Linked DNA regions of Homo sapiens: all the other regions are linked to region 2. Evidence: chromatin contacts called from ENCODE Hi-C data. All regions are on one chromosome and are shown on one strand. Each heading gives the region's core, a stretch centred on a gene start or an enhancer-like site at or near the end of the contact. The rest is flanking DNA. Distances are from core to core; before and after follow the strand shown. Region 1 overlaps LOC124900990 (a long non-coding RNA gene). Region 2 overlaps PIK3R1 (phosphoinositide-3-kinase regulatory subunit 1). Region 3 has its middle 160 kb from the start of LINC02219.

Region 1 (4,743 bases), core at 2,179-4,678, 170 kb before region 2:
TTTCATGACCCTTCCCACTACATCAACACTTGCCAACTTGTCTTACATTTCATGATGTTGCATCCCATTAATACTTTGAATACACAAAGCCCGCTAATGCTCAGAAAATATTTTTATAATATTTGGTCATATTCATTGACCAAAGAAAAATCCTGCAAAATGGTAGCACTTCAATTTATTTAAATGATTCTTTAATGAATATCCATTTAGGAGGACTCTATTTATTAATTACATCTGTATAAACTAACACTTTGTTTTATTTTTTGTAAGATTACTTCTTTCCAGTTTCTAAGATTGCCTGGGGTTTATAAGTGTGTTCAAATCTCCACTATCCTAAAGGGATGCTGTGGTCTAAATGTGTTCTTCCAAAATTCACATGTTGAAATTTCATCACCAGTGTGATAGTATTGAGAGGTGGGGCCTTGACTCAGGGAGAAAGGGTGGGAAGGAGGGGAGGGATAAAAGACTACAAATGGGGTGCAGTGTATACTGCTTGGGTCATGGGTGCACCCAAATCTCACAAATCACCACTAAAGCACTTACCCATGTAACCATACACCACCTGTTCCCCAATAACCTACAGATATAAAAAATTAATTAATTAATTTTAAAAAAAGATAGCAATGGGGCTTTTAGAAGGTGATTAGGTCATGAGGGCTCCACCTTCGTGAATGAGATTCATGCCCATATAAAAGAGGCTTCACAGAGCATTGGTCCCTTTTGCTCTTCCATCTTTTCTGCCCTGTGAGGACACAGCAACAAGGCGCCATCTTGGAAGCAGAGAGGGCGTTTTCACCAGACATCAGATTTTCTGTTGCTTTAATCTTGGACCTCCCAGCCTCCAGAACTGTAAGAAATAAATTTCTGTTGTTTGTAAATTACCCAGTCCAAGGCCTTCTGTTATAGCAGCAGGAAAAGATTGAGACAAGGACCTCCCTTAACATTATTCCTACTCAAATTGTTCCCTCCCCCTCCCTCTGTGTCATCCAAGGTTTTTGAAAATGAAATAGAAAATTAATGTCTCCATTTGCTAACTTCCCATTCTCTCAGTAGCCCATGTAAGTGGTGTAAGGGAGCTTCTCTGTTCTTCTGTTTTCACTACTCCATTGAAATTGTCCCCTCAAAGGCCACACTGGTATCCTAATTGCCACATCTAGTGAGCTTGTTATGTATTATTGTACTTCACCTTTCCAAAGGGCACTTCCCTCTTAAAACTCTTCATCCATGGCTTTCTTGATGCTTGTCTTTACTTTGTCCATCTGCTCCTCTGATTTGCACTTTCTTTGTGTTACCTGATTTCTCTTCCCAACTTCATGAATATTGATATTCCTTAGGATTGTATCATTATTCTTTTTTCTTCCTTATTGAATGTCATCCCAATGATGGTTTCATGTGGACCCATCTTTTAATAATGCGTAAATGTGTCCCTTTAATCCATCTTTTTTCTCAGGTCCAGAGAAGTATTTCTAGAAAACATAAACATTTAAGAGATAAGCATGGGATTCTAGGTCTGCAAAAAAAGCTGGGGTTGTAATTACAATATTTATATTTAATCATAGTATTCCATATAGAAATACAAAAATATTTTTTATATGGAAAAGGAAAGAGGAAATGAAGGAAGAGAGAGTTTCAAGGAGGCAATAGTCAACTGTTTCAAATGCTACAGTCACGTCGAATAAGATAATAATGGAAGTATTCTTTAGTCTTAGCTACTTGGAGGTTACTGGAATCTTGGCAAGAGCAATTTGGTATCAAATCCAAATAAAAATTTGTTGAGGAGTGACTTAGAAGAGAAGAAATACAGACTGTGAATGTAGAAAATCTCCAGCAACTTAACTGTGGAAAAAAGGAGAGTTTATGATCTGAGGGGAACCTAGGGTCTGAGGAAGGGTATGCTTTATTGGTTAAGAAGGAGCCAGGACAGAGAAGGGGCAAAAGATAGGAGCGAAGGGAAGCCACATGCCTGACCAGATATTGTGAACTAATGAGTCTTAGGCAGGAAAAGAGGTACCTCTTTCATTGGCTAGGAGGAATGAACTTGAGGGTGGTTGTACTTCTTGTTGACTGAGGGAGCAGCCAAGTATTCCAAAAAGTTCACATCAAATAGTTTTTTTTTGTTCTATTCAAAAATTGCAAAATAAGAGGTGAGGTCTCCTTCTGATGTTCATAGAAAACATGATGAGAGATTTGAGGAGAGTTGATATTAAAGAAGGAACTGACAGCCTTCCATAATTTATGTTCTTATCTGTCCAACACCCTGCTGCTAGAGAGACATTTCTGAAATGTGGATCCAATCATGATGATTTTTGGCTCCCAGGTTCCCACAAGATAAATTCCTATCCATAACTTGTTCTGTACAGCCTTCCACAGTGCAGCTCCCACTAATCTCAAGCCTCATCAGCACCCCCTCCACCCCAGCTTCCAGCATCACCGTTATTCAAACATGGTACATGCCAGAACTCCCTGCCTAGAATTCCTTTAACCTCACTTCTCTGCCCAAAAACCTCCATCCACCCTGCAAAATTCAGTTTAAGAGTTTCTTCCGGTCAGGCGTGGTGGGTAATCCCAGCACTTTGAGAGGTCAAGGAAGAATTGCTTGAGGCCTGGAGTTTGAGACCAGTGTGGGCAACGTAGGGAGACTCTGTCTCTATAAAAAATTCAAATTTTAACATTCTTGTTCTTTTCAAAAGAAGTATCTTCTTACTCTGGATATATCTTACTTTTTCTAACCTGTTTTCTCTGTATACTGATTTTATTTATTTATGCACTGATTTATTTTTACTCTGTCACTCTTAGGTATTTTTGTATGGTGTTTCAAATCCCCTTGAGGGATATGTTTCTTCCATTAATTTAATTAACTAGCCAATGAATATGTATTCTGCAAAATATAGTGTATAACTTTAAGGAGCTCCAAGGAAACAGGCAGCCATAATTCAATGTAACCTGTGCTATAAAGAAAGATGGACAAAGCTGCCACAGGCTTGGAGTGGAGAGAGTAGTAGTGAATGGGGATGGGAGTAAAGGAGGCCACTGAAGGCTTCCTATATGCATGCTCATGCTTCTGTCCCTCTCACAAGGAGTTTCATGGTGAGTTCCATGAAGTCTAGGGCAGTGCCTTGTCCAACAGGGTGTCCCCGGGTTGCAGCATATTGACTATTACGTTGTGCCTGCTCTACAAGGTTAAACAGATGCTCGTATTGAGGAAGCAATTGTATAGCTTCCTACTTTCGGGATCTTATAGACTCCTGTTACAATTATTTTCAGCCGGAAAGATTAATTATTCTTTCTAACGTGTTGCCACTTCTTAAAATATCTGTTCACGGTTATTGAGAGGTGAAAACAAAAAAAAAAACCTTTTTGATGCCATTGGAAAGTCCAGTCATTACTGCTCTCAGCGCGGCCATCTGTTTATTGCTCTGTTCCGTGAATCCCTGACTCAGCTTCTCCTCTATCACGAGGGCCCTGCCAAGAGCAAATTCCTCTTCTGCACTCACCACCAAGGATTCGGCTTCTTCCTTCCTTCAATTCTTTTGTCTGTGCTAATCATTTGTTGTTAAGTTGCCTGAAAAGAAATGGATGTGATCATTGTATAGGACTTTTTTTTTTTAATAAAAAGAAAGAACGAAAAGGCTCTGCTTTCTCCTTGCACATCACTGTTTGGTGCTCAATCTAGCATGACTTCTGCTTTGTATATTTGGGTTGCTAAACAAGAGAGTCATTGTTATCCGCTTAATTTGAAATCATGATTTTTCTATGAAGCATTCTAATCTCAGCTTTACCAGCAGATGGGCTTACACCTAAAATAAGACTAGCTTCTCGCCTACCCATTTTGTCTGTTTAAATCCTTTTTATAGGAGTATGAAAGGCTAGGGGTTGAAATTTTCACATGTTCTGTGACTACTTGTTGCAGAAGTTTCCAGACTTGAAATATGCAGCTGTAAAATATTCAATTGCAAAGGCTGCAACACCTAGTCCCACAGCTATCAACATCTTGCCAGCCCCTGGAAATGTCTACATCAGGTCTGGTGGTCCCAGGCCTGTCTTACCTGTATTAGTACAGTGGCTCGTGATGGTTCTAGATTCCATCTTGTACTTCAGGTGGGAGTCATACTTTCTCCTGCCATAAAGCCCTCTTTCTTTCAGATCATTCAAATCTTTCAGATTGTTTGTGTATTCTCTTTTCCTCCCAAGACTAATTTCTAGCAACAAGCAACTGTTATGTTAAAATTCCTTTTATCAAATAGGAGTACATTTGGAATAGTGATATTCTTTGGAATAGCAATATAGCAATAGGAGTCCATTTGGAATAGCAATGGTGAGGAGGTGAGAGTCCAGAACTCCTAATAGAGTTACAGTAGACAGTCCCTGAGGAAGGTGGGTTCAGTCAACTGCAGAGTTGTTATTTTGTTTCCATGATATGGATATGCAACTTTGGGGTTGAAATGAATGTCTCAGGACAACAGAAAAGAAGTTAGAGCTGCCGCCTTCTTGGCTCTTCTCCCAGGTAGCCTTAAGCCTTTCTTCTAAATAAGTGTTTAGCAAATACTTTAACACTGTTTGAAGAGGTGCCAAATGATTAGCCTCTCCAGAGAACCGAATGTCCTGGTTCCCTTGCTTGCTAGTAACAGATAGCTCAGAATTCAGCACCTAAAACTAGCCTGTGTTGCATTTTCTCTAGGGGTCTCTCTTGTCATTGAACAGAACACAGACTCATTGGTCACATCTTTGATGACATGTACCCCT
Region 2 (4,399 bases), core at 1,044-3,543:
GAAGTTTATATTACCCTTTATGTCACCAAAACATGCCCGTTTGCAGTCATTGCCAATGTAGTCATGCAAAATCACTTGAGTGAAATAGACTTTGGGGATCTAATCTCAGGACCTAACCACCATTTATAAAGCTTTTTTGGGGAAAATGTGTTCTGGATTTCGCACAGCCAGCTTACAAATGAGCTTTGGAAACACAATCCACATGTAAGTTGGAGACTTCCTATTATTAGCATTCAGCCCTGCGAGGAGAGCCCTTGCTTTGTTAGCAGGCCTATGTGTCCTCAGCCCTAAGTTCCTAAAACCAGCACTACTTGAGGAGCTTGAATTGGTGCTCTTGGAGTTCTTTAGATTAGTTATGAGACTTCAGAACCTGCTTACCAGCAGTACTGAGCTCAAGAGGAAGCCTAATTCATATCCTTCAGAAGATAATTTTAAGAGAGTGTGTATGTTTTCGTTTTGTGAACAAAGGAAAGTTAATCTGGTGCTCCGTGTCTGTTTTGTAATTCCCCAAGGGAGAAGGAAAGGGAGGGAAATGATTGATTTCCAGATAGGATAAAAACCAGTCAGCACACAATGGGTTACTGCCACCGCTTTCTGATAAGGATCCTACTTCAACTATCTGAAGAGATTCTTCAAGGTGGAGGATACAGTGGTTATATTAGTTACTCTCACCCTTGTTATTATGGAAGGTAAAATTCCTGGATCCTAGATTTAATTTTAAAATAGTAATTTAATAATGTCTGGTGGAAACCTCTTAAAAAAAACACTTTGCAGCACATCTCTGGTAGCCCTGTGCTTGAGATGACTTTTAGGCTGCCAGTTCAGAAGATGGAAGATATAAACTGTGTTGATGAGTTGGTTTTTCAGTGGACCCTGTTAGGTTCCTTTTTTAAAAAAATAATAATTTTTATAATGAGTATGTCTTCGTGAGCCCTCACAACCCTTGAAGTTTTTACTTGTTTGGCAGAACTAAGGGCACTGAACGTTTGTAAGCCGTTCACTAACACTTACAGGAAGGGCATAAAAGGGTGCTCAAGTCAGTCTGTAGGTGGTGGGGGCGGGGTGGAAAGAGGGGATTCCTGTAGGCCTGGATGAATCAGCCACTGATTTCTGATGGTAGCCCCAGCTGCAAAAAAGTAGGAAGCTTTTTTTATGGACAGAACTACAACTCCTTTCTTTCAAGTTTTTCAGCCTTTTCACACTTTTCCATTCTTCAGACTTTGCAAGTTTTTAAACAAAATGTTTGTATTTCCCCAAAGGAAATCACACAGTTGACTGCATTATGAGAGGGAAAGGAGCAAACTCTGTCTCATCTGAGGAGGGGCTCAGATCAGGAGTTGTGTAGGGCCCTCACCCGGTTGGGGGTGGTGGAGCCTTGGCTGTGTGCAGGAGTGACTGTTCTTGGAGATGTTCTGGTTGGATCATGAGTTTGGGCTTGGAAAGCACTGCCTCAAGTTCATCAGCAGGAATGAGGTAGAATTCACTACTTGCTGTCTTAAGACCTTTCTGTCTGCCAAGTGTTTGAGCAATCCCTCACATCTCCCCCTTGAACTAAAGAGCAACAACTGGTCAAGAGCCCAGCAGGGATGAAAAAGGTTGGCCCCTTGCATCCTTCATCTGCTGTTTAGACTAAGGGCCGCATTGTAGACCACTCTCGGCCATGCTGTCCTGAACCCGAGGATCAGCAGAATTACAGGCCCAATTTCAGGCAGACGTGAGCTTGCATCTGATGACAGGCAAGTACCTACATGTGTCTTTCATTACTCCGCTGCCTTAGGAGATGCTGTTTAAGTTGGCAGATATGCTTATTTGAAAGCAAAGCTTGTTGCTGGTGAGATTACTGAATTTACAAAAAAAAAAAAGTGGGGGGATCAGATGCCAAGGGAGAGGGAAGGGAGTGTGTAGCATTTAAAAGTGTGGTGAAGCCATCAAGTTAACAAGAAAAAGTAGAATAAAATGTGGTTCCAATTTGTTGTACTGGGCTCAAGATGATAATATTGCAATAGTAAACTGTAGGGATGTGTGCGTGCAAATGTGATTACATGTGTGCTTGCTTTCTGAATTTCAAAATTGTAGAAGTTATTAGAAGTTCTAATTTTAGTTCCCAATTTAATTTACTCTGATAGTAAATTAGTAATTTTCAAGGGATTTACTGATAATCAGAACAAAGATTTGCAATTTCTAGGACAGATCCCCAATTTTGGGGGTGGGAAGGAGCTACTTTGTATTTCCCTGAAACCTTGAGTTACTGGGGCCGAACATGTAGGGCAGATATTGAATGACCAATCCTAATGCTCTTAGCAACTTTGCTAAGTAAAACCCCGCTGCCATCCAGTGGCAATTGGCTATACGGCATGGTAGCTGTAAAATATGCCCTTTTCTGCCTTTTCTCCCTCAGATTCCACCTTTCTCAGATGCTCCCAGTTTTTTTTCCCAGATGGCACCTGACACAGTACTTGACAGGAAAAATTGACTTTATGTCTGGCTTAGGTAATTCAGGGCAAGTGTGCATTTATTTACCTTGTCTCTTCTCCTAGCAATACTAATTTTTATCTACGTTGCATTTTTATTTTCTCCCCAGATTTGTCATAACACACATACTTTTTCCTTGAATATTTTTGTTACCTTAGCTAAAGAATTAATGCATTGTGGTATTTCTGCTTGTCATAGTTTTACTTTAGAGTAGATTTCGCTTATATCTTTGTATTTATGCTTTGAGCTGTGGTTTACCAATTTCCTAGCATGTTTCATGACACTTATCCTACATTTCAGACAAGGATTTATGTGTCCCATAGGATTCAAGCTGGACTTGGAGAAAGAGCCAGCTAGCAAATGGAATTATTCTGACTTGTGAAAGGTTCCAGCCTTTTAAAACTAGGCTCTGAGAAATAAAAAAACAAATATTCTTGGGAAGAAACTGGGTTTGTGAGTACTTGGCTAGAAATTTTAGGAAAGGAAAGAACATTTCCTCTGGCCTCGGGAGCACATTCAATGTGAAATATTGCTGCCTTTAAAAGAGCCAAACTTAAATTTCTATTTGGATCATTTACTTGACTTAAAAATAAAGGGATCTATTTTTTTTTAAGGTTCAGAACCCTATTTTAAATAAAATGACATTCTAGTAAGTCAGGCAAGATGCCCCCAACATGAGCTATTAATTAAAAACAGCCGGAACTTCTGGAGGTGTTAGCAAGTATCTACTATGAGCTTGGGGATTGGCGAAATCTGGTACAAGTTAGTTCCAGCTGCGCACATTTGCCTTATTACAGTTCTTTATGATAAATTAAATGCATGCTTCATACATCCTTTGGTGTAGTCATATTCTCTCAGCACTTGACTAAGCAGGTGGAAAGCTTATTTAGTCATAGGATGACTGAAAACAATGAACTATAAACCCATGTATATCCACTCCAAGAAAAGAGCTAATAAATGTCATGTTTTTTATTTTCCCGTGGACCCCCTTTTTTTTTTTTTTTTTGTATTTTATAACCTTTCCAGAATCTTGAGTGATTTTTAAATGTTTGCCCTTTGGTCATAAATGCAGCAAGTAAATGTGAGTCTGCACACTCGAATGTTGTATAAATCAGTTGACCAGTCAGTGTTGGAGCAAACTTCTCAGGATTGCTCTGTGAACTCCCTGTTCTCTGGCAGTTGCCAAATACAAAGATAAACCAGGAGAGACTTATTCCCAAGAAAAGAATGATTCTGCATCCTTAACTTACATATAAACTGTTGAGATGTTTCATTGTTTTGTATGGTCAAGCCCCTTCTCTTGTTCTCTCTCTTCATCAATTAGTATGGAAAATTGGAAGTTTACTGAAAAGAGTTTCGAATCATGGGATTTTAGATTTGAAAAGGACCAGAGGGATCATCTACTCTTCCAACAAATAAAAAATAAAACCCCCAAAGGAATGAATGATCCATGGCTGGGACATTGGAATCTCTCTATAAAGGAGAAATCATATTAAGGTATTTTCATCTTAGGCCTCTAACCCCAAGGGTATCTTTACAAAGACTTTATTTTAGTGAAGCCTTCAATAAACAGTGACCTCATGTCAAGAATTCTAAAGAGAGGGTTATGGAATATTGGTTTGATATTAAAGTCATTGTTATCTTGGAGCTGGCCTGAATGGACTAATAAGTGGCCTGTCACCAGTTGTAACTTACTTTTACAATTTTAATGTGATTTAAGGGAAGACACTCTTGGAAATGCTTAGTTATGGTTCATACCCATAATCGTGTTTCTTTTAGGTCTTAAAATTTTATATAATACAGGGGAGTAGATTGCATCAGTACAGTCTTTTTCTTTTTTTCTTTTTTTTTTTTATGATGCAAACAAAGCAGTATCTTAAATTAAATCAAGGTTTCTTAAGGTTCCAGATTCTTATTCCTAAATTTT
Region 3 (4,484 bases), core at 112-2,611, 220 kb before region 2:
TATTTGTAAAGTTTTATCATACATTAAAAATTGGTAGGTAGTAACCATGCTTTCTGAGAAAAGGAGAAGAGTATTTGTTCATACCAAGAGTGCCTCAGGGTGGGGAGAAGCCAGAGGGCATTACAGAAATCAAAAAGTGTGAAGAGAAATGCCTGAAAGAGAAGTCTAATGTGAGAGATGACAAAAGCCAGATCAGAGGACTGAGGGTGCATTTTCTAGCAAGCACAAGATTACTAAGAAAGGGGAAACTCAGGAAGATGAGAACCTGTGGAATGGAGCATCGGGTTACATTTGTTGAGCATTTAAAAGAAACCCCAAAGGCAAGAGAATTTGGGAACTTTATGAGCACATATGTAACACTCTGGACACATAGTAGACACTCAATACATGTTCATTACCTTCCCTTCTTCCTTCTTCTTTATTTACATGATAAAATCATAAGAAAAAAATCAAAGATGTGAGAAAATATTCACCCGTCAAGGTAACGTGGAGCTACCAGAGTTAATTTGGATACAAGGCAATGTCAATTCACAATGTTTATAGAAATTTTCAAGGATTCTTGCTTCCTAACTTTCATTTTGCTGCCCCATGCAAATCCTTTTTTTCTTTTTGATACGTAAGAGTCAGTGTCCAAACATCCTTTTCTTTGTCCCTGTTCAGGCTTCAAGTGAATTCTCACTGGTCAATCACTTCAACATCTCAGCTCAGTTCCGGTTCCTGGTTGTAAATGTCCTCCCTCCACATAATTAAGCATTATATTTGATGACTTGCCTGGTCTTATCTCTAAGACCAATCTTGCTTTTTAAATACAGGATAGCCTGACCATATGACCTGTATCCAAAGAATACTTCAGTAAACACAACCATACAGCTAATGTGCCAATAACACTATTATCGGGGTGGTGGTTCCGATAGAGTGTAGTGAAAATTATATTTTCTTTCCCGGTGCTTCCCTTGGCTCTTTATCCTTCATTTAAATGTTTCTCAGTGAAGCAGCACAAAATTTGGTTTCTCTCCTTTCCAGTATTTCTTTTTCTGCTCCCTTTGGTTGTGAGTTACCATTTACAGGTAAGACTGGAGATGGAGTTTGGCTATAGTTGCATAATTTCATCTGTTTAGCCTCATCACGAAGCATGCTGGAAAGATCTTAAACGTGGTGCACATTTTGCAGGCTAGTAAATACCTTGTGGTACTTTAATTTACTTTATAGCTTTTTTCCAAGCCTGGTGCTTGTCTGCAAGGGAAGAGTCAGCTCTTCCTCTAAGTGACGGAAATAAGCCATTCTCAAGTAGAAGGAATGCATATTTAAATTTATGATAGCTGAACTTGGCTGCAACAGCCACATTCTTGTTCTGCTTGGAGCTTGGCAGGCCACCTAATACTTGTGCTTGGTCTGTAGACGAAGGAACTCTTTATTTTTCTTTGTTGGGATCTTACAAAGCTCAAAAATATATTTTCATTTGAGACTTTGATAGACCATACAAAGATGATGTGAACAGTCAAGTTTTGCCCAGCCTGACAAACCAGTGAAAAGAATGTATTTACAGTTTGTTTATGTTTCACTGCCATAAGACCGTCAAACATTTTCTTTATACAGAGGCTGATTTACAGTCAAACTCTAACAGCAAATTATTTTATTCTAGACTATCTGTTCAATTGGTTCAGTATAGAAGTCTGGTTTTAACAGAAATAATGTTTTTAAAAGCATATAGGCCCACAGTATAAGTGGTCTAGTTTAAAATCCAGAGATATTGCATTTATTTGGCTCAAGTCCACATCCTAAATCCTGGGGCAGAGTAGTGAATTAAACCAATCTTTCCTTCCATCTACCTCCACATATTCAAACACACTCACAAGAATGTTATCACAACATATCAGGAGGAAATTTTATTATAAGAAACACATGAGTCATCAGTATTCTGCAACCTGTCAAGATAGACTGTTTTTTAGACTTTAACTCATTTAATAAGTAGTCATTTAAACATCTATTATGTACCAGATTCTGGAGATACATGTAGTAGCAAGCCAAAAGACAAATTTTGTATAATCCTGGAGCATTCTACAGGGAGGGCAGGGAGTGGGTGTGAAGCAGGAAGGCAATAATCAGATGACTATGTAATATAAAGTTAGCTAGCGGTTACAGCTTGGAAGAAAAGTTAGTTTCCACAAGAATCAAATGGGCACTTGTTTAAAATGCAGATACGTGAGTCCACCCACACTGAACTGGAGTATTCATTCTAACACCTCACACTGTAACCTGGAAAGTGTCTCCAATGCTACTTCCAGTTTGGTGGAAGTCTGGTTCATCTAGACAGCCCTGGCAAGGGAAAGTAAAGCACCGTCCATTGCAGCCTGCCCTCCACATGGTCATCTATGCTTAGTGGGTAATGATTAGTCCGAACTGATGATCAACCAGTAGACTTTCTACCAGCCCCAGGCAGCTGCAGCTCTGTCTGAGACAGCAAATGCCTCTGGAAGTTAACTATGCCCTGTGCCCACTCATAAGGTTGCTATAGGCAGGGGTCACTTTAAAGAGAAGAAAGCAGAAGATGTTAGAGAGAAGCATTTATTATAGGAGGTGGGGAGGTGGGAAAGGTCAGTTAGATTCTCCTCCTAATAACACATGACCCAGATGTCCCAGATATCAGATCTATCCCAATCAAATGACAAGGTTTCTTGAAAGGGAAAGTAAATAGCCTGATCCATTATGTGAGCCTCAAATGGTATATGAATGTGCGAGCAAGACAGAAAGAGAGAGAGAGTAAAAACTACAGAGCCTCTTTAAGAGGGAGCAGCTTGTATCCTTAGAAGGACCACTGAGGTCAACAACAGGAAGAGTGAGAAGCTTAAACTTTTTATTTTTTGAGACAGGGTCTTGCTTTGTTGCCCAGGCTCAAGTATAGTAGCACCATCATGGCTCACTGCAGACTTGACCTCCTAAGCTATCCTCCCACCTCAGCCCCCCAGGTAGCTGGGACTGCAGGCGTGCACTACCACGCCCAGCTAATTTTTGAATTTTTTATAGTGATTAGGTCTTGCTGTTGCCCAGGCTGGTCTCAAAATCCTGAGCTCAAGCAATCCTCCCACCTTGGCCTCCCAAAGTGCTAGGATTACAGGCATGAGCCACCACACTCACCAGTACCTTCATGCATGCTCTTATAACTTACATGTGAACAAATGAAAACGGTATCTGTAATTTCTTAGATAAGTCAATTCTGGAGGGAACTTTAAACAACATCCACCCCATATACAAGCAAGGAAAACAAGGACTAGAGGGGTGAATGATGTCTCCAAGGGTTCAAGACAAGTTGAAGCAAAAGCCCGTGGAGCATGTGGCCTCCTAGTACTAACTAGTCCATTTCAGATGTTAAAGGTAAATGTTATAGTTTACCCTATATAGCCCTTTTTAAAAAAATCTAAGTTTTTATCAGAAATAACTGAATTCAGATGAACTGTACTAACAGTTTATTAAATGGATACCTCAAAAGAGCCTTAACTAAGGTTAACTCAAATGTACCTAGTGAGTTGAGTGAGGATTCTCCTGACATAGGATGAAGATCTGGGTCAATTCACCTGTGTCCATCTGTCATTTGCTGAGAAAGACCTATGGGGGAAAAGGGTGAAGGGTTAACTTCGGAATGTCTAACCCTGCATTAGAACAGTTGGAAGGACCATGAAGCATGGGGGAGATGCACAGATTTCCCCTCTGAAAACAACTCCAATGCTACAGAGCCAGGGGAAGGAGGCAGCAGTATATCTGACGCTCTGAATTGGGTACAGCCATTCAGAAGTACAGAGACCTTCCTGAGGTAAGGTCACCTGGAGAGCCAGAGGCTCATTTATGGCAACTTTGATTAAAGGAAAAAAAATTTGCTGAGAGATTCTCAGTGTAGAAAGCAAATAAATATCTCAAGCAAGGGCACCATAGCTCCCCCTTGTAAATGCTGGGCTATGCCTATGAGCCCAGCTTTGCAACCTGGAGTTTCATTTGACCAGCCTAAGGTAGTACCAGCCAAGAAATTAGATCTGCCAGTGTCCCCTTAACAATAGTGATGAAGAAGTGGAGCCTACAGACAGGACTCAAAAGCAGAAATCCCAGCAAAGTGTGGAGCTAAGCCAATGAGGTGAAGAGGCAGCCCATTCAGATCTCAGCCCTGAAATCTCCTTCCCCCTATCTCCCCGCCAAAATCCTGACCACTCCTTTATGCCAAACTCAATCCAACTTGTTCCACGAAGATAAGCCTGTCTGGCTGCGATGGCTCACGCCTGTAAAACCAACACTTTGGGAGGCCGAGGCAGGAGGATTGCTTGAGGCCAGGAGTTCCAGACCAGCCTAGGCAACATGCTGAGATACCATCTCTGTCAGGCTGCTGCCAAAGGCTTTCCTTTCATTGTGTTCCTAAACTTTGCCTCTTTCCATCAGAATTCCCTACCTATGTGTTTTCACCAGTTTGTGAGCTGGACCTTATCTTATTCACATTTGTA

The links. Hi-C counts contacts between places; a loop is a spot of excess contacts on that map. Pooled maps may share reads with other maps.
Region 1: a pooled map shows a loop between it and region 2 (2.5-fold over the local background). The contact joins two enhancer-like sites. A Hi-C loop is called at or near these places in 1 of 168 maps with a recorded cell type or tissue (GM12878), 8 of 37 single-sample maps with no recorded cell type and 14 of 50 pooled maps.
Region 3: a loop to region 2 is called in a map of ascending aorta, with 2.5 times the contacts of the local background. The contact joins two enhancer-like sites. A Hi-C loop is called at or near these places in 2 of 168 maps with a recorded cell type or tissue (ascending aorta and sigmoid colon) and 8 of 50 pooled maps.

The regions. Positions count from the first base shown.
Region 1 is chr5:68,083,508-68,088,250 of GRCh38, forward strand. The region is part of intron 1 of LOC124900990 (a long non-coding RNA gene); the gene reads left to right. Among named protein-coding and RNA genes, the nearest start is that of LINC02219, 100 kb to the right of the region's middle. Within about 2 kb of position 3,429, at least 3 of the 41 ENCODE cell types and tissues checked have a DNase peak (open chromatin) inside an H3K27ac peak, as active enhancers do.
Region 2 is chr5:68,250,523-68,254,921 of GRCh38, forward strand. The region is part of intron 2 of PIK3R1 (phosphoinositide-3-kinase regulatory subunit 1); the gene reads left to right. Among named protein-coding and RNA genes, the nearest start is that of PIK3R1, 37 kb to the left of the region's middle. RefSeq lists an enhancer at 1-234. Within about 2 kb of position 2,294, at least 28 of the 41 ENCODE cell types and tissues checked have a DNase peak (open chromatin) inside an H3K27ac peak, as active enhancers do; they include ascending aorta, where a contact is called at or near this core.
Region 3 is chr5:68,026,456-68,030,939 of GRCh38, forward strand. No RefSeq gene overlaps it. Among named protein-coding and RNA genes, the nearest start is that of LINC02219, 160 kb to the right of the region's middle. Within about 2 kb of position 1,362, at least 6 of the 41 ENCODE cell types and tissues checked have a DNase peak (open chromatin) inside an H3K27ac peak, as active enhancers do; they include ascending aorta, where a contact is called at or near this core.